3 separate regions of the Homo sapiens genome follow, and regions 1 and 2 are each linked to region 3. Evidence: chromatin loops called from intact Hi-C (ENCODE). Cell type or tissue: PC-3. All regions are shown on one strand.

Region 1 (8,000 bases), 280 kb before region 3:
ATGCTGTGTTTGTACAGGGCTCTAAGGAGCAAGGTCAGTTTAGAATGGGCAGAAAGGATGGCCTTGAATCCCGCAGAGTATGTGCTGCTCAGGCTTCTTTGGCTCTGCACGTTCTTTCCAGCCATTTAAACCAACTTCCTGGTGGAGGAGGTGGTTGGAAGAAGATTTGGGTTTGAAAGCTCTGTATGAGATTAGAGCACAAGGTGGTGCTGTCTCCATTCCTGTATAACCAAGGCCAGCTCAAGTAAGAATGAAGGGTATCCTCCAGGCACACAGAAGCTGGCAGCCAGAATGTAGCACAGTCTGGGCAGTACGAGACTGGTGGCAATGAAATCAAGACACAACTGAGCATGGTGCCCATCAGGGACAAGGGGAGAATGTCTGAGCTACAGGAAGAGCAACAGAAATGGCAGGCAAATGCAAGACTGTGTTAAGAGTGCCGGGGTGGTAGCCAAGAGAGGACTACCTCAGGGACTTTGGGACCCCTGTTCTGAGGACCCTGGGGGAGGCTGGGCTCCCATGAGCCTGTGAGTGAGGCCTAAGAAGACTCGTAAGTTCTGGCAACTTGTTCTCCACCTTTTGGCTCTTAGCACTGCAGACAGAGAGATGCTTTCAAAATATAAATCTCAGCCGGGTGCGGTGGCTCATGCCGGTAATCCCAGTACTTTGGGAGGCTGAGGCGGGTGGATCATGAGATCAGAAGATCAAGACCATCCTGGCTAACACGGTGAAACTCCGTCTCTACTGAAAATATAAAGTTAGCCAGGTGTGGTGGCACATGCCTGTAGTCCCAGCTACTTAGGAGGCTGAGCCAGGAGAATCACTTGAACCTGGGAGGTGGAGGTTGCAATGAGCTGAGATTGCACCACTGCACTCCAGCCTGGGTGACAGAGCAAGACTCCCTCTCAAAAAAAAAAAAATGTATTTTATATATATATTATATATTTTTATATAAAATTATATATAATATAATATATAAATATGTATTTATATATAAAATTTTATATATTATATTATATATTATTGTCTATAAATATATTATATATTATATATTTTATATACAAAAATATACAATATATTATAATATAATATATAATATATATTGCATATAATATATATTATAATATATATTATATATAAAATTATATAATTTTATATATTATATATAGTAAAATTATATAATTTTATATATTATATGTAGTAAAATTATATAATTTTATATATTATATGTAGTAAAATTATATAATTTTATATATAATATATTACATATAAAAATATATATAATATATAAATATAAAAAATATGTAAAATATATATAAATATGCCATATATATATATATATATATATATATATATATAATGTCTCAAATCTTATCCTGTCACTCCTCTGCTTGGACATTTCTTTATTCCTGTCTCACAAGGAACAAAAGCCAAGCATTTACAGCGGTCTGCAAGGCCTACGTGGTCTGCACTCTTGCCTCTTACTGCATGCACACATGCACACACACATGCTTGCTCACACACACACCTCTCTGACTCCCAGATTACTGGCTATTCCTGCTCCTACTGTACTTTGTTCCTACTTCTATTATAGTTCCTATTTGTGCCTACTTCTGTTTCAGGGACAGCAATTATGGGTTCTATGATGGCTTCTCTCATAGCTAAGGCATGGTGGCACGCGCCTGTAGTCCCAGCTACTTGGGAGGCTGAGCTGCTTCTTGTAGCTGTTAGCATGTGAGTCTTCTGTTACAGACTGTGAATCAGATGAGAGTCAGGGCTAACTTACCTTTGCACCTTTCACAGCACCCTTGACTGCATCTGGCTGACAGCAGTTGTTGAAGTTTTCTTAATACAGGAGTTTCAAGAGGAAGCCATAAACCAAAAGGCAGGGACAGAGTGCATTCACTATTTCTGAAAGTTTGAGGTGCGTGGAATTTTTCGCATTGAATCCCACGTTTACAGTCACTTTCTTAACACATTTAGAGACACTTCATTTTCATTTCTGATGGAGTTTCGGTTGGCAGAGGCTCCTAACACTTTTAAGCTTATCTGTCTCCCTTCCAATCTCATAAGTGGTTCATTATCCTTAAATTGCTTAAACATCTCTAGGAGAGCCATGAGGTTTTCATAATGTGAGTAAATGGCATTTAGTTGGAAGGCTCTCGGTTACCTGAAACCAAGCCCAGAATTTTGGAATAAGTAAAGCCCACCTCTGGAGGCCAAACAGATATTTCAGAGGTCTTCACCAAACCCAGCTACTTTATTTGAAGGTAAATGGCAGAGGCCTTGTGCATGAATTACCCTTTCCTGTGTAACAAATCACCACCACCATGACCCATGACCCCTTCATTTGCTCCTCACTCTGTGAATGAACAATCAGGACTGGACTCAGTCAAGCAGTTCTGCTGGTTTTGCCAGGGGTCATGCATGCAGCTGCAGTCATCTGGAGGCTCAGCTCGGGCTAGGTGGTATCAAATGTCCTCACTCACATGTGTGGTGGTGCTGGCTATTGGCTGGGACTCTCTTTGCCACGTGATTTCTTATCCTCCAGGAGGACAACCCAAGCTTCTTCGCCAGGTAGTCTCAGGGTTCTGAGAAAAGAAGCTGTAAGGCCCCCAGATTTCAGGGCTCAAAAGTTGCTTCTTAGGCTAAGCAAGTCAGCTGATCAAGCCCAGAGTCAGAGTCAAGAAGACCACTCACGGATGCGGACATAAGGAGAGGATATGCGGAGGTCATGCTGCAAATGATCCACCACACCCTTGCTCAGAGACCACGGACCGGTGTTTGATATTTTCTAATAAAATTTTTATTTGGCTTTTTAGCCCATGGGATATTATCCTAATATAGTAAGTTAGAATTGTCAATAGACATTGGTTACTAGAGGCGAGTATGCTAAAGGTAGCGACAATAGCCGTTGAAATCTTCAGAAATAGGAAAATAATTGAGGCAAATATAAACCCCTAAGTTGAGATCTCAAAAAGCCTCAAATCAGTTGTCATTTGCAGTGTGTAGGTAGAAAAAAAAATCACAATTGCCTCTGCAATATACTTATGTCCTTATTAAAATGGGATATAACAAATGATGATTGTGGTGATAAACTTTGACAAATCAGAACTAAGAAAGCAGAGTAGAACAGTACACATTTAAGAAAGTTATTTATTATAAGAGTTATTTGTAAAAATGTTTGATCCTTTAAGTGACTAGCTTTATTCATACGCAAATGAAGTCATGGAATTATGTATTCCCTAATGAACTGCAGAAAGTGGGTACAAAAACAGCTTGCAATAACAGAGATTTTAATATAATTGTGTGTGTGTGTGTGTGTGTGTGTGTGTGTGTGTGTGTGTGTGTGGGAGAGAGAGGGACAGAGACAGAGAGAGACAAAGGGAGAGAAAGAGAGAGAGAGAGGGAAGGAAAGAGAGAGAGAGGGAGAGAAAGAGAGAGAAAGGGAGGGAGGGAAAGAGAGAGAGAGACAGAGAGAGAGGTTGGCTTCTATTCTTTGCCCTCGTCCAACTTCTATTTGAGAAGTAGGGCAGGGGCAACCCTTTTTATCTTTGGGAAGGAGAAGGTAGTGGGAAGTGAAGAGGAAGAGACCAGGAGCATAATGGAAGGCAACCCTATTTCCATAGGTAAGAAGCACATGGCCTTCCTGGCGTCCTCCCATTCCTACCTCCATGGATTGCTTAAAAACCATGAGGAAACCTGGACTCACCGCTGCAGCCTGGAGTTCCAGCTAACCACCCTGGTGGGATCCAGAAACAGCAATGAGGCCAGCGTAGTTGGGGCAGAATGAGCAAGGAGAAAGTGGTACTAGATGAGGCCAGAGAGGTGGGGAGGATGTGGGGGAAGAGAAGATCTGAGGGCCTTGGAGATTTCTCCTGGGAGTAAGATGGGAATCGCTATAGCAGAGGAGGGACCTCACCTGACTTCAGCTGCTGTGCTGACAAAAGGCTTGAGCAACGGGCAGCCAAAGAAAAAAACCACGGTCCTAGTAACTCAGTGCTTCTCTTCATCAGTCTTCACAAAAAGAACTGTGGAAACTGGAATTCCTTGGAATTCCTAATATAATAATGATAATTATTTTTTCTCCAGCGAGCTACTGGACCCCAAACCATTCCCATTGATACGGATACCAGAGCAGAATCGTGCCACCAGGTGGCGCCAAGATGCAACCGGGATGGAACCGATTTGGCTCTTGCCTCCGGACCAGCGAAGGGCCCTCAAGTCATTCACTGACCTCACGACAACGTCACCCCGTGTTTAACGCAACTGAAATTTCTGGACCTCATGTATGGCAAGTTTTTACTGTATTAGTTTATTGTTTTAATCCTAATTGTAATTCATTTTATTTTCTTAAATGGAAGTACACTCATCTAAACTCGTTCTAGAAAAATAGTTAATTTTGTAAATAAATGTTGTGCTCATATAGTTTCAAGAAATTACTGTGGTTAAGGTGTAGTCAACCAAGAAATGTTTTATTTTCAAAAGGTCATACATACTGTTTTTAAGTCTTTACTAACATCACATGCCCACCAAAGTGGGACATGATCTATTTTTCTCATAGCGCTCGTGGCAGACTCATATATTGTGATATAGAAATTTTATTTTAAACACAACAATAGTAAAAGGATATATGTATAAAAGTAAATCTTGTATTCTTAAGTCCTAAATCTCCCTAGACCTGAAAACAAAAATGTCAAACCAGAAGCCAATTTATTTTAAAAAATAAGAGTTTGGGCCTGGCGCGGTGGCTCACGCCTGTAATACCAGCACTTTGGGAGGCTGAGGTGGGCGAGTCACGAGATCAGGAAGTCCAGAACAGCCTGGCTAACACGGTGAAACCGCGTTTCTACTAAAAAATACAAAAAATTAGCCGGGCGTGGTGGCACGCGTCTGTAGTCCCAGCTACTCAGGAGGCTGAGGCAGGAGAATCCCTTGAACCCAGGAGGCCGAAGTTGCAGTAAGCCGAGATTGTGCTACTGCACTCCAGTCTGGAGACAGAGCGAGACTTTGTCTCAAAAAAAAAAAAAGTGTTTGATCAGTAGATCTCACATCACTTTTCACAGTCTCCCTTTCCACACTTAGAACCATGAGCACTGTAAGCATACAGTAAAAACTTCCCAGATGCACACCAACTGTTCTTTCTCTTATCATAGTCATGCTCCATGTTTTGTTATAACCAGGTTACTTAAGGCAACTGGCACTATTTTTCGCTGTCTTCTTTTTACCTCTTATAAAAGAAAATAGTCTTCAGTACTTTGATCATGACCCTTCAGAATATCCTATTCTGGCCGGCTTTCAATATCTGCTTCCTATACAGACAGGTGTAAATGCACTAGAGTTCCTTACTTTCCTGGGTTGCTGTTAGAGGATAAGAAACTTTAGTAACAATTTATGGCCCTAGGTACTATGATGCCTGAACTACCTCTGGTCTACCCTGGGATCTATTTGAACGCAGTGTTCTAAGGCAGTTAAATCAAACAATTATCATGTTTTAACTTGATTTAATAGCACACATTAAAATCCTGCGGAATTAATTACATAAAATGAGCACAATTAGCCACAGCACAACAACTATAAAGAAAGAGATTGCATGTGATTGTGTCAGGGTGAGCCACAGGACCCTGGGGGTAGCATCTCCAGTTGTGTTATGTGACAGCCGAAACCTGCTGGAGGAAAACATCTAGGAAAACATCTTGCTTACAGAGTTGGAGTGGAATTCTGGTGACTCCACTGAATCCTAAAAAGAATGGTAAAAGGTTTTAGAGGAATTTTCTATAACCCTGATAAATAAATGAAAATTATAATAAGATATATTTTGGTCTCTTAAATATTAAATTAACCATAGAATAAAGTCCTTCTTATTCTAACATTTGGAGATCAAAAGCCTAGCAGCCCATTTCCCAGTCAAAAGGATCACACGCAAGACACATAGCTGGAAAACAGAAAAATAAATTCAAGGGAAACACACAGTCCTTTCTCAGATGTGATCAAGGATCACAAGGCAATGGAGGGGATCTAGGGCTATGAAAGCAAAAGTATAAAACAGACAAAGGAAACAGTCCCCCCCACCAAAAAATCCAAATGTTTAGATATCTACTTCCAGCATGACACCAGGAGGGGCTCCACAGACATGCTTCCCAGTGAAAATGGTGAAATTATAAAAACAAACAGTTCAGTGAGATGGAGATTTCATTCCAGGTGCAGTTAACAATACAGGACTATCTGGACCCTCAGATCCCACATGTAGGACTATCTTCACAGAAGAAGCGGCCATTGGCAGGTCTCAGATCGTTCCTAGCTACCTGTTGATGAGGCCAAGTTCTAGGTGAATGCCAAAAAGTGGATGCTCCCTTTTTCTGCCTAGTCCTCCATGCTGGGATTGTGGCAGGCTGGGTCTCAGTAATTCAGGCCTCCATAACAACTGTTTCAGTATTGACTGAGTGGTTAAGTTAAATATTAAAAGCTAAACAAAAGCCAGTGCCCTTATACCAAGGCTGAAATATGACAAAAGCCCACCAAGAGTTTTGCCTAGGTCTTTCCTAGGCCTTAAAACATGACAAAATAACAAAGGAATTGTTAACAGGACCCATTTAGGATTAAACAAGTTTTATTGGGGGGATCTGAAGAAACTCCCCAGGCCTCCATAAACAAGCTTATTGGAGGTCTGAAGGAACTCCCCAAACCTCTGTAGTTTAGCAGGAGACAAGATAGGGGTAATCACCCCAGCACCTGTACCCATTTAGATTAAGTAAATTTACTGAGGCTCCAGAGGAAGGTCTTCAGGACTCAGACCTTAGTTATAGATTAAAAGAAGTTAATCACTTATGTCTTTAGATGCATTCACACTTACACATAGACATATAGCTTAGAAGGTATATAAGCTCTGGAAATTTTTGTAATTTTGAGTTGGTCTGGTGATAATTTCCAGGCCTTCTGTAACTGGTTGCAGAAATAAAAGCTCTCTTCCTCCCCAGTTCATCTGTAACTCCTCACTGGGCCATGAGAAAGAGCAGCCCAACCCTCAATTTGGTCCGGGAACAGGACGGAGGCTCTACTTTGGGCAGGACACTAATAGGAATCCTAGGACCCTGATGGTGCTTGCTCTTGCTCAGATCCTGAAGTGGGGGTTAAACTCAGAGAGAAGCATGTCATTTTCTCCACACACAGAACCTTGATTAAGAGATTTTGCTAGGCCGGGCATGGTGGCTCACACCTGTAATCCCAGCACTTTGGGAGGCCGAGGCGGGCGGATCACAAGGTCAGGAGTTCGAGACCATCCCGGTGAACACGGTGAAACCACGTCTCTACTAAAAATACAAAAAAAAAAAAAAAAAATTAGCCAGGCGTGGTGGGCACCTGTAGTCCCAGCTACTCAGGGAGACTGAGGCAGGAGAATGGCATGAACCCAGGGGGCAGAGCTTGCAGGGAAAGGAGATTGCGCCACTGTACTCCAGCCTGGGCGACAGAGCAAGGCTCCGTCTCAAAAAAAAAAAAAAGATTTTGCTCATGGATGAAAGAAAAGAACAGAAAACAGAAATCTCTTAATTATTTCCTAAAGAAATTGACTTCATTTGCAACAGAGCCAGGAAAAGTTCAGGCCTAAGGGCACAATCAAAACCAGCTGATATTGTGGTAAAAGACAACTTTAGGCTTACTAGTTTGTCAGAGAGGTCCAAGGAAGGAGACAGCTGGGAGGAGCCCTCCGGGGTTCCACATGAATCTCAAACATTGACCTGAAAACTATTCAAAAGAGCCACAATAGATTGAATAGTCTGTAGAACAATTTATGCCCCCAGGACATAACCAGTTTGTGCGTAGTGGAGTTTAATAACTAGGTGTGACCAGGGAAAGAAAAAGTCAAAGATAGCTTTGCCAACACCACTGTCATCCTAGGGTGACTCAGGGTATACCCAAGGCCTTACCACCAAAGAATAACATCAGAAACTTCAGGCAATGGAGCTATAACGAGAAAGAACAAGAGGAAAATAAACCTCACT
Region 2 (8,000 bases), 350 kb after region 3:
AACAAGGTACAAGGTCTAATTGAGCTGATTAACATAAGCTCCCTATAGATGGCAAACTGAAAAAGCACCCTGCAACACACGCCCATTGGGGCCTCAGAAGCTGTAAGCATTCACCCCTAGACACTGCTGTGGGGTCGGAGCCCCACAGCCTGCCCATCTGTATGCCCCCCTAGAAGTTTGTGCAGTGGGGCACTGAAGAACTAAGCCACTCCCCCATCGCAGGCCCTATGAGGGGGACAGTGGAATCTTTCCCATTTCATTACCATCATCTGTCCCTTCCTACAGTGGTGACTTCACGTGGCAGAATGATAAAGATGAGAGACTCACACATAAAACAGACCCTTCTGGCTGAAGCAGGAAATCTCCTGCCCTCAGTGACTGCTGACTTTGTGGTTTGGACCTCTTATTTTTCCTTTTAGTCTCTCATTTTTCTATACTTGCTGTACTTTTGTGACCAGTGGCAAATCCATGTGAGCCTGCAGCAAACTTGATCCTTGCCTCCTCAGAGGAGGGAATTCGGCTAAGTGGCAAAAGTAGGTTTAAGACAGAGGGAGACACCAAGGCAAGTTTTGGAGCAGGAGTGAGAGTTTATTAAAAAGTTTTAGAGCAGGAGTGAAAGGAAGCAAAGTACATTTGGAAGAGGGTCAAGCAGGCAACTTGAGATCCAAGGGCCCCATTCAGCCCTTGGCTTGGGGTTTGGTACATTGGCATGGTTTCATGGTTTTCTTTTCTACTCCTGTCATTCTTCCCTTCAGGTGTGTTGTCACTCAACTGCCACATGCGCAGTGTCAGTCAGCACTCGGGATGGTGACTGCATGCGTACTGCATTTACTGAGGTTGTATGTATGCTTTCTAGGGGCGATTTTCCTTTACTGGTGGAATGCCCTCAGAGGAAGGTCATACATCCACCATTTTGCCTCTTAGCGTGCATGGATGGGCCTGATTACCCAACTCTTGAGATATTATCAAAAAGTTGTTGGTCACCATCTTGAGGTGTTTTCTATCTATTGGGAGACCGTCTTCCTCTGGAGCTGGCTGTGACCAATTATCATTTCAGACAGACAGTTTAACAACCAGCTGACCATCTCTTGATGGTTGCCTGACATTCCTGGGGAGGCCCTCTCCTGTCTTGCAAATGTCTGCCTAACTACCTAATCTAACACTTTCATTTACAAACTATCCCTTTGTTCTAATTTTCTACCAAGTTCAATATTAGTAGCTGAAATCTTCTTAGAATTAAATTATTTTCCATTTCCACCTGTTTTTGATTTTGATTTTGACCCCTATTTCCTGCAGACTGTGTATTTGAACTCTCCCTGAGGCCAAAGGACTGACAGCAGAGAGTTCTGCTCTTGCCTCTGTTGCCCTAGAGGGAGGGAAATGGGCTGGTCCAGCTACTGTCTAAAACTAATTTTGAAATCTTCCAACAGTTGGGAATCTAATCAATCAAAACACAACGGGAAACAAAAGCTTTTATCCTTATCCATTTTCAGCAAACGCATTATTTAAAAAACATTCGGTTTCCAGAGCTTCAGACAGAAATCCGTGTAGTTTGGGCAAGCACAATGATAAGCGATTTTCAGATGTTAATTGTAATTATGTTTCCTTTTCACCGAAACCTTCACAAGCAAATTCTGTGAAATCAAATGAAATTTTCAGTAGACTTTTCCAGACTTTTTTTTTCCATGTTGAAAGATGTAATATTTTTCAGCTGTGTTATAGCTCCAGTGAAATTACCTCCAACTGACAAGGTTAATGGAGAACTCATAATCTGTATATTTAATTCTAAGAAAATTTCAGCTGCTAATCCTGAGCTCCACAGGAAATTATAACAAAGACATATCGTTTCTAAGTGAAAGTATAGAAATTTTTTTCTTCTTCTACTTATAATTTAGGTTCCAGGGGTACATATGCAGATTTGTTACATGGGTAAATTGTGTGTCACTGAGGCTTAGTGTATGAATGATCCCATCCCCCAGGTAGTGAGCATAGTACCCAGTAGTTTTTCATTGCTTGCAGGCCTCCCACCCTCTTCTCTCAAGCAGTCCCCAGTGATATTTTTGCCGTCTTTATTTCCATGTCTATTCAACGTTTAGCTCCCAGTTATAAGTGAGAACATGCAGTACATTTGGTTTTCGATTCCTGCATTAATTTGCTTAGGATAATGGCTTCCAGTTGGATCTATGTTACTACAGAGGACATGATTTTATTCCTTTTTATGGCTGCATAGTATTCCATGGTGTATATGCACCACATTTTCTTTATCCAGTCCACCACTGATGGGCTTCTGATTGGTTCCATGTCTTTGCTATTGTAAATAGTGCTGCAATAAACATATGAGTGGTTGTGTCTTTTTGGGAGAGCAATTTATTTTCCTTTGAATATATATCCAGTAATGGCATTACCAAGTTGAATTGCAGTTCTGAATTCTTTGAGAAATCTCCACACTGCTTTCCACAGTGGCTGAATTAATGTATATTTCCACCATCAGTGTATAAGTGTTCCCTTTTCTCTGCAACCTCACCAGCATCTGTTGTTGTTTGAGTTTTTAATAGTAGCCACAGAACTTTTCAAATGTGTGATTAAGGCCAGATGTAGTGGCTCATGCCTGTAATCCCAGTACTCTGGGAGGCTGAGGCTGGCAGATTACTTGAGTCCAGGCGTTCAAGACTAACCTGGGTAACATAGCAAAACCCTGTCTCCACTAAAAATGCAACAAATGAGCCAGGCATGGTGGCACGTGACTGTAGTCCCAGCTACTCAGGAGGCTGAGGTGGGAGAATCACCTGAGCCCAGGGCATTGCGGCTGCACTGAGCCAAGATGGCACCACTACACTCCAGCCTGGGTAACAGAGTGAGGCCCCATCTCAAAAAACAAAAAAAAAAAACGAAAAAGAAAAAAAAAGTGTGATTAAGTCTCCGCTGCTCCCAGTCTCATCTCCAAATCCTTAAACTCATCTTGTACACTAAAGACAAGTGACAATTGGAAGTAATTGTTTGTCACATTTTGTTATCCTAGTCATTGGAAGAAAAGGAAGGCTGTAGAGACAGAGCTGCTTTGGACTTGGCCTTAGCTGGTGCAGGTGCTCTGGCCTATCCCCGGAGAGCTGCTTAGGCTCCGGAGAAGCAGGTGCATGTCAAGGCCCACCAGGCCCATGGTAGTGACATTTATCAGACACTGCCCTTGCAGCCTAGGGGAGCTAGTTTCTTTCAATCCACCCTGGCTGACTGGGGAAGAAAGGACAGGTTGAGGTCATCTGTCATGAGCATGGTATTTGCTCCTCATTGGCTCCCAGAGGCTTTCTGGAGGCTGCCTCTCATGGCCTTTCACTAGGCCAAAGGCATGGGAGGAAGACACCAGAACCAGAGTCAGCATGTGTGCCATTAAGTCCTGACTAGCCACTTACTGTCTGTGAGATTTGGGGCTAAATACCTGAAATCTCTGAGCCTCAAATTCTTCATTCTTAAAATGATGAAAATGTATGCTCTTTTGAAGGATCAGGTGAAGTCATAGAAATGGAACTACTTTATGCATTTTTGAATCCCTTTGTAAATGTCAGATTTGTATAATTGTTGCTAATGAAAGTCTCCTCTGGCAATAGTTCAAAGGCTGCCAACAACTGAGTCATATTTTTGACTTTAATCCAGGATCCTCCTGGCTGGAAGGCTGATTCTGAAGGAAAGCGAGTTTCCTCTGAGGAACTTGGAATAGAAAATTAAATTTATTGAATTAGTCATGTAATGCAGAGTGAAACACCACCCAGGAAGCACTTAACATGCTAGAGCAACCATCTCAAGTTTTCTTCTGATTATTTTAGCCTTAAAATGCTTAGTAGTGGCCAGGTGCGGTGGCTCACACCTGTAATCCCAGCACTTTGGGAGTCCAAGGCGGGTGGATCACAAGGTCAGGAGATCGAGACCATCCTGGCTAACACAGTGAAACCCTGTCTCTACTAAAAATACAAAAAATTAGCCTGGCGTGGTGGTGGGCACCTGTAGTCCCAGCTACTTGGGAGGCCGAGGCGGGAGAATGGCATGAACCTGGGAGGTGGAGCTTGCAGTGAGCCAAGATCACGCCACTGTGCTCCAGCCTGGGCGACAGAGTGAGACCCTGCCTCAAAAAAAAGAAAAAAAAAAAAAAAAAATGCTTAGTAGTGAACCAGGGTCAGGGATAGTGAGAGTTAATATTAAAACAATTTTTGTGGCTGCACCTGTAGTATTTATCTAAAGCATTCTGGCACATGCACATGGACACGTACACAGTATTTGGATGAATATACACAGCATGGAGGAAGAAATGAGCACGTAGATTTGTGTGAAGAGACAGAGGTTAAGGAATGTGATGAATCAGGACCTCTTTATAGCCATGGATGTTTTTCTCTTGGGGAGTTTTCATGTTCTTTCACCCACTTTGGTTTTGGTGGGGAGATACTGCTTTGACAGAACGGGTAGTGAGTGTGTTACCATTCTGAAACCTGGGGCTCGGGGTGACCTACTGTCTTAGAGAAGCGGGGGGGCTTATCACCAGCAAGGGAAGGAAAAAATGGGAAAAGCAAACACATTCTTGAAATGATAGCTTCTGGCAAGTCCCTGGTACATCCCCCAAAACTCCAGATTTTTTTAAGGAAATCCAGGCTTTAGTAAGAAACCAGGAATGTTCTGGAAACATTAAGGGAGGATAAAACCTCTGCTCCCGCTTAACCTCCTTTCACAGCCCTGAGGGAAGAATTGGCTGAGCTAGGCAGACAGATGGGAGAGAGCCAAGAACTAGGATAAGACAGCCAGCATCCTGGACACCACGTTCAACCATATTTACAACTTAAAATGGTGGTAATAAGTAGGTGTCTCCTTTTCAAGTGAACGTGATTTAACCTTCCAGCTTCTGTATGGTATTTGTGGAAAGGGTTATGAATTTAAAGAACTACCTCTATTCTATCTCAGAAACCTGACTCCAGTTTTACCACATTAGGAAGACAGTACAATATTCAAAACTGCATAAAACATGAACAATTCTCACCCTATACTAAATAAATTATCTGAATTTAAGATATTGAAAATGTATTCATCCGCCCATTCAGCAGCTAATTGACCCATGATGTAAAGATGCTTCTAAACTCCTTGGGAAAACAGACAGTTACCAAAACCGTGTGCCAGGTGTTTTGATGAGGGTACAAACATAGTCAAGGTGGAAGGGTCGAGGGAGGACTGGGCAAGGTTTCCCAGAGGAGAGTGTTTCAGCCCTGTACTAAGGCAGACTCACTGAAAGTGCCAGGCTGTGACAAGAGCTTGTGTCAAAACGTAAATCAGTACACTGCTTCCTTCTTCAAGAGAATCTCACTAAAAAAGAGAACGAACTGAAATAAATGGTCTGCTTAGAGATTTAGTTCACTTAGGTTCTGACACAAGCTCATCTTGTCGTAAACCAGTAACAAAGGGTCCTGGCCAGCAGCTGGTGTGTGCACCATACTTTGAGCACTTGTACTAAAAGACAATCAAGAGTCATCCAGGGGAAAGGAAGGAGGGGTGCCCCACAGAGAGAACAGCAGGGGCGAAGGCCTAGAGGCAAGAGAGGGTCTTCCATATTAAGAGAACTGCACAGTAATTCCTCTAGCCCCAGAGGGTGAGAGACCAGAAAGTTCAGCAGGGGCCAAGCTTGTTTTAAATTAAGGAAGCATGGACTGAAAGAAACCTAATTCTTGCCTTCATCACAAGCTCACGTCAGCCTCCCGAGAAAAGCCTTTCCGAAGCAAGCATTCAGCAGAGCTCTTAGCCTTGAGGCCAAAGGCGCCATTCCTTCCACAACTCTTGTTTCAAGGAAGCACAGGAAACCTTGCATTTAAGCAGAGAAACCCGCTAAGATGAGTCCAACAGCGACATCTATAGACCACATCTAAAAGTCTTGGTTTCGGAAAAACCCAATTTCTCTGTTATCGGAGTTATGTGAGTTATCAGAGCAGTGAGAAAGGTTTAGCTGCTTTTCAAGGAAAGAGAAGGAGAGAGAGAAGAGTTAGAGGGTTAGAGTTGCCTTTGTCCACAGTCTTTATCCCTGAGATCAGACATCAAGCAACCTGTGTGCGTATGGAAAAGGGTGTAGGGGTTACTGTTAGGACCACTACCCTTTTTTTTTTTTTTTTTGAGACAGGGTCTCACTCTGTCGCCCTGACTGAAGTGCAGTGGCGCAATCTCAGTTCACTGCAACCTCTGCCTCCCAGGCTCAAGCAATTCTCCTGCCTCAGCCTCCCTAGTAGCTGGGATTACAGGTGCACACCACTACTGCCCGGCTAATTTTTGTATTTTTAGTAGAGATGGGGTTTCACCATGCTGGCCAGGCTGGTCTTGAACTCCTGATCTCAAATAATCCACCTGCCTCAGCCTCCCAAAGTGCTAGGATTACAGGCATGAGCCACCGTGCCCAGCAAGACCACTACCATTTAAAGCTTGACTTAGCTTTAAATCCCTAAACAACCGAGACTCATTTATTAGCTTCTTTCTTGTGGGAACAAAGATATTAAGCCAATGTTGGTTTTCAGGTTCTCTGAGACAGAAGTGGAAAGTCGGGAAGTAAAAACGTACATAAAACAGGCCAGGTGCAGTGGCTCACACGTGTAATCCCAGTGCTTTGGGAGGCCGAGGCAGGAGGATCGCTTGAGGCCAGGACTTGGAGATCAGCCTGGGCAACATAGTGAGACCCTATCTCTATAAAAAATTTTAAAAAACTGGTCAGGTGTGGTGGCTCATGCCTGTAGTCCTAGTTACTCCGGAGGCTGAGGCTGGAGAATCGCTTAAGCCCGGGAATTTAAGTTTACAATGAGCTATGACTGCACCACTGCACTCCAGCATGGGCAACAGAACAAGATTCTGTCCCAAGAAACAAACAAAAAGCACACACAAAAATAAAACAAACCACGTATGGCCCATTGTGCCCAGGTCCAATCCCAGGAATTTCCCCTGGGAACACATCCCGATGAAGCATCTGTGAAAATTAGATGCTTATTTTCTTTTGCCTTCTGACCAACTTGTACATTCTTTGGATTCACGGAACAGTTTTTCTTCAGATGTTGTGAATATGACTCATTGATGCCCTTTCCAAGAATATTCAGCATTAAGTGGGTTTCCCAGGAATTTTTCTTCAGAATCCCAAAAAATAGGACACTGAATTTCTTCTCTTTTCCCTCCCCTTTCTGGCAGCTGTGCTCAGAAGGCAAGGACAGAGCTCTTCAATGTTCATGGGCCTGTGAGCTGCTTCCTGAGATGTGTAGCTTCTACTTAGGCATGGCAGGTAATAGATGGAATATACATATTTTTAAAAAGAAAAGTTAACTGTAGTAAAATGAGACTGTACTTAAAATACAGCCCTGGCCCGGCATGGTGGCTCACGCCTGTAATCCTAACACTTTGGGAGGCTGAGGTGGGAGCATCACTTGAGCTTAGGAGTTTGAGACCAGCCTGGGCAATATAGTGAGACCCCATCTCTACAAAAAAAAATTTTTTAATTAGCCAGGTGTGGTGGCACATTCCTGTAGAACCAGCTACTCGAGAGGCTGAGGTGAGAGGATCACTTGATCTCAGGATGTTAAGGCTGCAGTGAGCCATGATTGCATCACTGCACTCCAGCCTGGGCAACAGAGTGAGACCTTGTCTCAAAATATATATATATAGCCATGTTTCCCACCCATGAGGGCACTGGAGAACGTGCAGATCCAGAGGTGCTGAGATTCTGAGAGGAAATGATACCTTCTCATCCCTTATCTGGTAGAGAAGGACTCCTGGAAGATGAGGCTTTTACACATGACGCTCTCCAAGGACATTAAAGAAACAAAGGTAAGGTCAGAAGAGGCCAGTCTAGAAGGTCAAATTAAGGAGCTTGAGGTCCATTCTGCTTGTGATAGAGACTAGAGTTTTGTGGAGGAAAAGATAAGAGGAACGCATGACATCAGTAATTGTCCTTAAATCACCTGCTGTGTGTTCAGCAACAGGTTGAGCCATCTACACACAGAAAC
Region 3 (8,000 bases):
TGATGGGCATTTATATTGATTCTGTCTTTGCTATTGTGAATAGTGCTGCAATGAACATATGCACGCATGTGTTTTTACGACAGAATGATTTATATTTCTTTGGGTATATACCCAGTAATGGGATTGCTGGGCCAAATGGTATTTCTGTCTTTAGGCCTTTGAGGAATTGCCACACTGTCTTCCACAATGGTTGAACTAATTTACACTCCAAACAACAGTAAATAAGCATTCCTTTTTCTCTGCAACCTCACCAGCATCTGTTGTTTTATTTACTTTTTAATAATTGCCATTCTGACTGGTGTGAGATGGTATCTCATTGTGATTTTGATTTGCATTTCTCTAATGATCAGTGATGTTGAACTTTTCTTCATATGCTTGTTGGCCACATGTATGTCTTCTTTTGAAAAGTGTTCGTTCATATCCTTTGCCCACTTTTTAATGAGGTTGTTTTTTTTTCTTGTAAATTTGTTTAAGTTCCTTCTAGATGCTGGATATTAGACCTTTGTCAGATGCATAGTTTGCAAAAATTTCCTCCCATTCTGTAGGTTGTCTTTTTAATCTGCTGATAGTTTCATTTGCTGTGCAGAGGCTCTTCAGTTTAATTAGATCCCATTTGTCAAATTTTGCTTTTGTTGCAATTGCTTTTGGCATCTTCGTCATGAAATCTTTGCCCATTCCTATGCCCTGGATGGTATTGCCTAGATTGTCTTACAGGGTTTTTAAATTTTGGTTTTACATTTAAGTCTATATTTCATCTTGAGTTAATTTTTGTATATGGTGTGAGGAAGGGGTGCAGTTTCAATCTTCTACATGTGGCTAGCCAGCTATCCCAGCACCATTTATTGAATAGGGAATCCTTTCCCCATTGCTTGTTTTTGTCAGATCAAATAGTTGTAGGTGTGTGGCCTCATTTATGGATTCCCTATTCTATTCCATTGGTCAATGTATCTGTTCTTCTACCAGTACATGCTGTTTTATTTACTGTAGCCCTGTAATATAGTTTGAAGTTCACTAAGGTGATGCCTCTAGCTTTGTTCTTTTTCCTTAGTATTGCCTTGGCTATTTGGGGTCTTTTTTTTTGGTTCCATATGAATTTTAAAATAGTTTTTTCTACTTCTGTGAAGAATCTCAATGATAGTTTTATAAGAATAGCATTGAATTTATTAATTGCTTTGGGCTGTATGGCTATTTCTAAGATATTGATTCTTCCTATCTGTGAGCATGAAATGTATTTCCATTTGTTTGTGTCATCTCTGGTTTCTTTGAGCAGTGTTTTGTAGTTCTCCTAGAAATCTTTTACCTCCCTGGTTAGCTGTATTTCTAGTTATTTGTTCTTTTTGTGGCAATTGTGAATGGGATTGCATTACTTATCTGGCTCTCGGCTTGACTATTGTTGGTGTATGGGAATGTTAGTGATTTCTGCACATTGGTTTAGTATCCTGAGACTTTGCTGAAGTTGTTCATCAGCTTAAGAAGCTCTTGGGCTGAGACTATGGGGTTTTCTAGATATAGGATCATGTCATCTGCAAACAGGAATAGTTTGACTCCCTCTCTTTCCACTTAGATGTCTTTAGTTCTTTCTCTTGCCTGATTGCCCTGACCAGGACTTCCAATACTATGTTGAATAGGAGTGGTGAGTGAGGACATATTTTTTGTGCCAATTTTCAAGGGGAATTCTTCCAGCTTTTGCCCGTTCACTATGATGTTGGCTGTGGGTTTGTCATAGGTGGCTTTTATTATTTTGAGATATGTTCCTTCAGTACCTTCATGTATGGGTTTGAATATGAGAGCACTGACACCACTGATCCTAGAAAGTCTTAGAACATAACCAAGTGAGTCTAAAACTTTCTCTTGTACAAAATGACACCAGTTTGGGTTTTTATTTTTTTTTTTTGTCAAAATATTTTGTGAAATTACTGAGGTCACTGACTCTTTGTAAATAAAAGCTTTTAACAAATTTTATAACATTTCCATAGACTTAGGACTCCCTAGACTGTGCCTGGGCTCTCTCAGTCCCCGATGTCCCCAACAAAGTTTACAGAAAAAACAGAAACAACATTGGAGGTGAATGTTGGAGGGCAGGAGAAGCTGGCTGAGAACAAGATGAATAGTTAGATAAAGCAACTCTCACTGTCTTCTGTTCGGACCTAATTTTACTTCCTGCGTTAGAGAAGGGCTGAGTGTGGGAGCTCTGGAGTCACCAGGTGGGGAAAGGGGTTCTGCTCTGAGCATTTCAGGACTTACGAAGACAGGGCCTCTCATCCAGACTGCCAGTGTCCTTTTATCTGCACTGAACTGTCCCTCCCTGGCACTCTGTCTTATGTCCAGTTTCTTTTTTCTTTTCTTTTTTTCTTTCTTTTTTTTTTTTTTTTTTTTTTTTTTTTGAGACAGAGTCTCGCTCTGTCACCAGGCTGGAGTGCTGTGGCACGATCTGGGCTCACTGCAATCTCTGCCTCCCAGGTAAAAGTGATTCTCCTGCCTCAGCCTCTTGAGTAGCTGGGATTACAGGCAAGCGCCACCATGCCTAGCTAATTTTTATATTTTTGTAGAGACGGGGTTTCACCATGTTGGCCAGATGGTTTCGATCTCCTAACCTTGTGATCCACCCGCCTTGGCCTCCCAAAGTGCTGGGATTACAGGTTTGAGCCACTGCGCCTGGCCCTTACGTCCAATTTCTAAAAACTGCTTTTGTTGTTGTTATTATTGGTTGGAGTGTTTTTGTTTGTTTGTTTTTGTTTGTTTGTTTTGCTTGATTTTAAGAAATGCATTTTGGTTATCTGGTCACATATCCCAATGCATTTGACCAATTACATGACTCGAGTCCTTAGAAAGTATCTTAAAAGACTGACCCCTGCACAAGACATTTAAGGAAGGACTTAGAACATAAGGAAATGTGGCTGTTGTCAAGGCAGTGTGAGCACTGCGCAAACTCTGACAAAGGACATGCCACTCGGCCAGTCATCTGTTTCAGAAAATGGCTTGGGGAAGAGTTTATGTATTTACAAATCTCTGCTGAGTAATAAAAGGAGCAAGCGGTGCACAGTATATGGAGCTGAATAAATAACACTGAAGCGAGGAGGGCAGAGCCCATAAAGTGTGCCACCTTATGTCACGGGAGCCACTGCTGGCTTTGCTAATTTATGATTGTTCGTGAAGCATCAAGGACACATGGCTGGGCTGCCTTGGAGGCAATGTGGATTCTGCAGCATCTGGTATGTGGAGGGAGAGACACAAAACATCAAAAGCCTTATGCAGAACTTTAGTGCCAGGTTGGACAGAACACACATTTCAACATCTCCATTCACACGTGATGTGCATTCACTTTGTTTGAATGCTGAAAATTACCACTTACTTCTGCCTTGTTGCACTTAGTTCAAAAGCACGTGACATAAGCATGTTATATTATCCTCTATTCTGGATCAATGACCAACTCAGACCCAAGGGCATAAATTAGAATTTTGCATTCCCATTTATATTATGTTCAAATTGTGACCTCTATTTTTAAAAAGTGAAATAATTTTAAAAAAAATCCAAGAAAGTTGAACTCCAAATTTGACTGTTTTTACTGTTAAATGACATGGTATGGTTTTCCTACCATTGACTCTGAAATCTTAAATAACTGGCCATTTAAAGCATGTCCATCCTTACTCACTAGGATGCGGAATAGCTGTCATCCCCTATGGCATTATCTGAACATCTGTGTTATGCTCCTGCAGTGCCACTAGAGGGAGCACAAGTTAGCTAACATACCCTGTTCTCAGCACTTGGCATCTTCGAAGATGCTCACAATTTGACTGGGGAGGACATAGCATGCATCCATCTTGGCACCTGTTCTGCAAAAATACTGAGTGAACTGGAAAAGAACTAGGTCACAGGACTCGAAGGACATCACTCTCCATCGGAGTGCCCTTCATTCCTGGAAATTCCAGGGCACATCAAGAGCTGACAGCAAGATGATACAGGGCTGTATCATCCGGTTAAGGAGTTTTAGGGCAGAGCATCCAGAGACACACAGGCCTCAAGAAGGGCAATGTGTCCAATTACCCTTTCCTGGGGTGGGGGTGGGGGTATGGATTCTGATGTGGAATCCAGCAAGCACCTTTGGAGAGAAGCGTAGTAGAGAAAGGGAGGTGTGAATGTATGTGTGTGTGTAGAGCAGGACACAAACTCTCTGATTGATGCGGTTCTTTCTGATGTCTCTTGTCAGATCAGCAACCAGGAAACATCTCCTGAAGTCTAACAACCGGAAAGAGTTTTCCAGTGAGAGCAGCAGCAGGGAAGCCTTTTGTTTGTTTGTTTTTAAACAATAGGTTCCTAGGAAATACCATCTACACTAATTTGGTGAAATTGATAAGTAATTTTTTTCTCCCAGGAAGAAAATAGAATGTCCAGGTTATGTTATCACTTTCTCGTCTATTTTCTACTAAGGAGGATCCCTCTTTTTTTATACTCAAATTAGACTGCAGAGTATGTTAGAATTCCCTAAAAGGATCTTGATGGTTTAAAAAAGGAGCCCAGAAAGTCCATTTTAGGGGCAGTACCTCTTTGGGAAGGCATTTTTTCGTTTAGCCATCACTTACAAAGTGCAGACTATATGCCAGTTGGATAAGACGCTCTTCAGGGGCAGGCAGACAGATAATTCAGTGTCTGGTATGTGGGAGCCACTCAGTAAGTGTTTGTTAAATGAATGAATGAGTGAACAAATGAATGAATGTCCTGATAGAAGAAAGTACAGACTGCTGAGGAATCATGAAAGAGAGATACATAACTTTTGCTGGGGTAGGAGGCACTGTGACTCTTGGGGGAAGCTAAGGCCTGAGCTGAGTCCTGAAGGCTGACTGCAAGGTGGGGATCAGGGGAGATGGGGGTGGTCGGAAGAGGTGGGGTGGGGAATTCTCGGCAAAGGGAGCAGTGTATCCATAGTGCTGAGATGTGAGGGAAAAAGTACCTTGAGGAAATCACAGGTAACTTAGGATAATGGGGACAGAGAGTTGAGCAAAAGATTACAGAGGTCTTCAGTAGCAGAATGAACTTCTAGGTAAGTTTGACATTGGATAGCATTCATAATAGTAATAGCAAACCACAGACTCAGTACTGGAGGCTTTATGCATATTAAAGCCTCACAAACCTCACAAAATTGAGATGGAGTTTTGCTCTTGTTGCCCATGCTGGAGTGCAATGGCACGATCTCGGCTAATTGCAACCTCTGCCTCCTGGGTTGAGGCGATTCTCCTGCCTCAGCCTCCCTAGTAGCTGGGATTGTAGGCACCTGCCACCATGCCCAGATAATTTTTGTATTTTTAGTAGAGATGGGGTTTCACCATGTTGGCCAGGCTGGTCTCGAACTCCTGACCTTACGTGATCTGTTCACCTCAGCCTCCCAAAGTGCTGGGATTACAGGTGTGAGCCACTGTGCCCAGTGACTACTTTTTTAACATAGAAAATTTACTTTTCTATGTTTCACAAACAAATATGTGTTTGTGAGTGTTAGACTCACAAACAGAGAAGGTCAGTTTTCTTTCTCCTTCCTTCCTTCCTTCCTTTTTTTGAGACAGGGTCTCTCTGTGTTTCCCAGGCTGCAGTGCAGTGGCACAATCCCATCACGGCTCACTGCAACCTCAACCTCCCAGGCTCAAGTGATCCTCCCACCTCAGCCTCCTGAGCAGCAGAGATCACAGGCACACACCACCACACCCAGCTAATTTTTGTAATTTTTGTTGACACAGGGTCTTGCTGTGTTGCCCAGGCTGTTCTGGAACTCCTGTGCTCAAGCAATCCTCCTGCCTCAGCCTCCCAAAGTGCTGGGATCATAGGCATGAGCCATGTACCCAGCCAGTATTCTTATTTCTTATTATCCCAGTTTTACAAATGAAGAAACTGAGGTGCAGAGGATTTAAGAAACACGCACAAAAATCGCATGGATTTAATGTATTATTGCTAGATACTTAAAGATGTGTCAAAAAAGGACAACAACTTAGCAGAAGTGTGTAATAAAGAGGCATTCCTACAGTCTTTCATAAGCTATTTCTTGGAGTAACTTTCAAAAATTGAAATGAATCAACCACTGGTTTGACAGACTCTGGCTTTATTGGTATTTAATTGGAGAAAAGTTATATGAGTCATTCTGTCTAAACAAAGAAGACCTCCACATCTTAGTCTAAATCATTCTCTAGAACTTGAATCTTGTATGGGGAAGTATAATATTACATATGACTTAAATTACTCAATTATGAGTACTAATAGCCAATTCAAAGATAACATAATGAAATAAATCTTCAAAGTTGAAAGAGAAGAGTTGGGAAAAGAAAACTAATCAATATTTGAACCCAGGGCAACTGCTTAACTCTTAGGGAAAGTATATACATTTGTATAATATAAAACTATACCCCTACCTCATACAGTTTAAAAAATTGAATTTCTAGATGGGCCAATATTTAACCATTAAATAATGAAACTATAAGAAAGCATAAATATACACATTTGTGTAATCTTACAATAAAGGAAGCATGAACATAAAGATCAATAAAGTTAATGAAAAGTTAAGTAAATTTTCTATGTTAAAAAAGTAGTCACTGGGCACAGTGGCTCACACCTGTAATCCCAGCACTTTGGGAGGCTGAGGTGAACAGATCACGTAAGGTCAGGAGTTCGAGACCAGCCTGGCCAACATGGTGAAACCCCATCTCTACTAAAAATACAAAAATTATCTGGGCATGGTGGCAGGTGCCTACAATCCCAGCTACTAGGGAGGCTGAGGCAGGAGAATCGCCTCAACCCAGGAGGCAGAGGTTGCAATTAGCTGAGATCGTGCCATTGCACTCCAGCATGGGCAACAAGAGCAAAACTCCATCTCAAAAAAAAAGTAGTCAAACTTTAAATGTATGCAAAAAAAACTGAGAAACAACATTTGCACCCTATTTGATACTTTTGTAAATTAATAAGAAAAATAAATGTCTCCCAATACAAAAAAGAAAGCAGGCAACAAAGCAAGAATAGAACATTTGTTTAAAAAACAAAAAGAGTTATATAAGTAACGAATGACCTAAAAAATGTTTGAACTGACTAGCTCACTAGTAATAAAAGAAGCTCCAATTGAAATATAATACCCAGTGAAATGGTCATCTTTTGTGTGTGTGTGTGAGAGGGTCTTGCTCTGTTGCCCAGGCTGGAGTGCAGTTGCATGATCACGGTTCACTGCAGCCTCAACCTCCTGGGCTCATGTGGTTCTCCCACCTCAGCCTCCCAAGTAGCTGGGACTGCAGGCACGTGCCAGTATGTTCAGCTAAGTTTTTATTTTTATTTTTTGTAGAAATGGAGTCTCACTATGTTGCCCAGGCTAGTCTCAAACTCCTAGGCTCAAGCCATCCTCCTGCCTCAGCATCCCAAAGTGCTGGGATTACAGGCATTAGCCACTGTGCCTGGCCTGAAATGGTCATCTTAATACATTATTGGTAAGATAGTGAATTGGTTTTAAATTTTTGAAGGAAAATTTGGAATATATAAAATATTTACACTAAAAATTTTTTTATTATGCTTTTAAGTTCTAGGGTACATGTGTACAACGTGCAGGTTTGTTACATATGTATACATGCGCCATGTTGGTGTGCTGCACCCATTAACTCGTCACTTACATTAGGTATGTCTTCTAATGCTATCCCTCCCCGCTCCCCCTACCCCACAACAGGCCTTGGTGTGTGGTGTTCCCCACCCTATGTCCAAGTGTTCTCATTACACTAAAGTATTGAAGGATTCAAACTCTGTTGTCAACATAGGTGATCTGGGTGGGAAGAATGGGGTTCACACATACGTGGATGTGGTAGGATGAAGGTGTTGAAGGGGAAAGGAGACAAATGAAAAGAAAAAAGGGCTGAACTAAAATGTGTGTGTGTGTGTGTGTGTGTGTGTGTGTGTGTGTACATAAGGGAATAGGGAAGAAGAGCGGGGAGACTTAGCTAAAAACTTTGAAAGAATAAAGTGTGATTTCTATTCCATATCAAAGA

The links. Peaks named below come from ENCODE experiments on the same cell type or tissue, not always from the same donor. Only the 100,000 strongest peaks of a DNase experiment are listed, where the experiment ranks them.
Region 1: it touches region 3 in a loop (10-fold over the local background); 10 of 110 quality-filtered maps call a loop at or near these places.
Region 2: it touches region 3 in a loop (10-fold over the local background); 71 of 110 quality-filtered maps call a loop at or near these places.

The regions. Positions count from the first base shown.
Region 1 is chr1:234,062,183-234,070,182 of GRCh38, reverse strand. All of the region lies in intron 2 of SLC35F3 (solute carrier family 35 member F3), which reads right to left. Among named protein-coding and RNA genes, the nearest start is that of SLC35F3, 160 kb to the right of the region's middle. In PC-3, CTCF peaks have their summits at 169 (motif pointing right), 3,950 and 4,157 (motif pointing right); DNase peaks (open chromatin) are centred at 2,402, 4,192 and 7,742; H3K27ac peaks cover 5,942 bases.
Region 2 is chr1:233,438,911-233,446,910 of GRCh38, reverse strand. No RefSeq gene overlaps it. Among named protein-coding and RNA genes, the nearest start is that of MAP3K21, 120 kb to the right of the region's middle. In PC-3, a CTCF peak has its summit at 5,877; DNase peaks (open chromatin) are centred at 3,650, 4,300 and 5,850; H3K27ac peaks cover 2,402 bases.
Region 3 is chr1:233,787,012-233,795,011 of GRCh38, reverse strand. No RefSeq gene overlaps it. Among named protein-coding and RNA genes, the nearest start is that of SLC35F3, 110 kb to the left of the region's middle. In PC-3, a CTCF peak has its summit at 3,731 (motif pointing right); DNase peaks (open chromatin) are centred at 3,721 and 6,091; H3K27ac peaks cover 843 bases.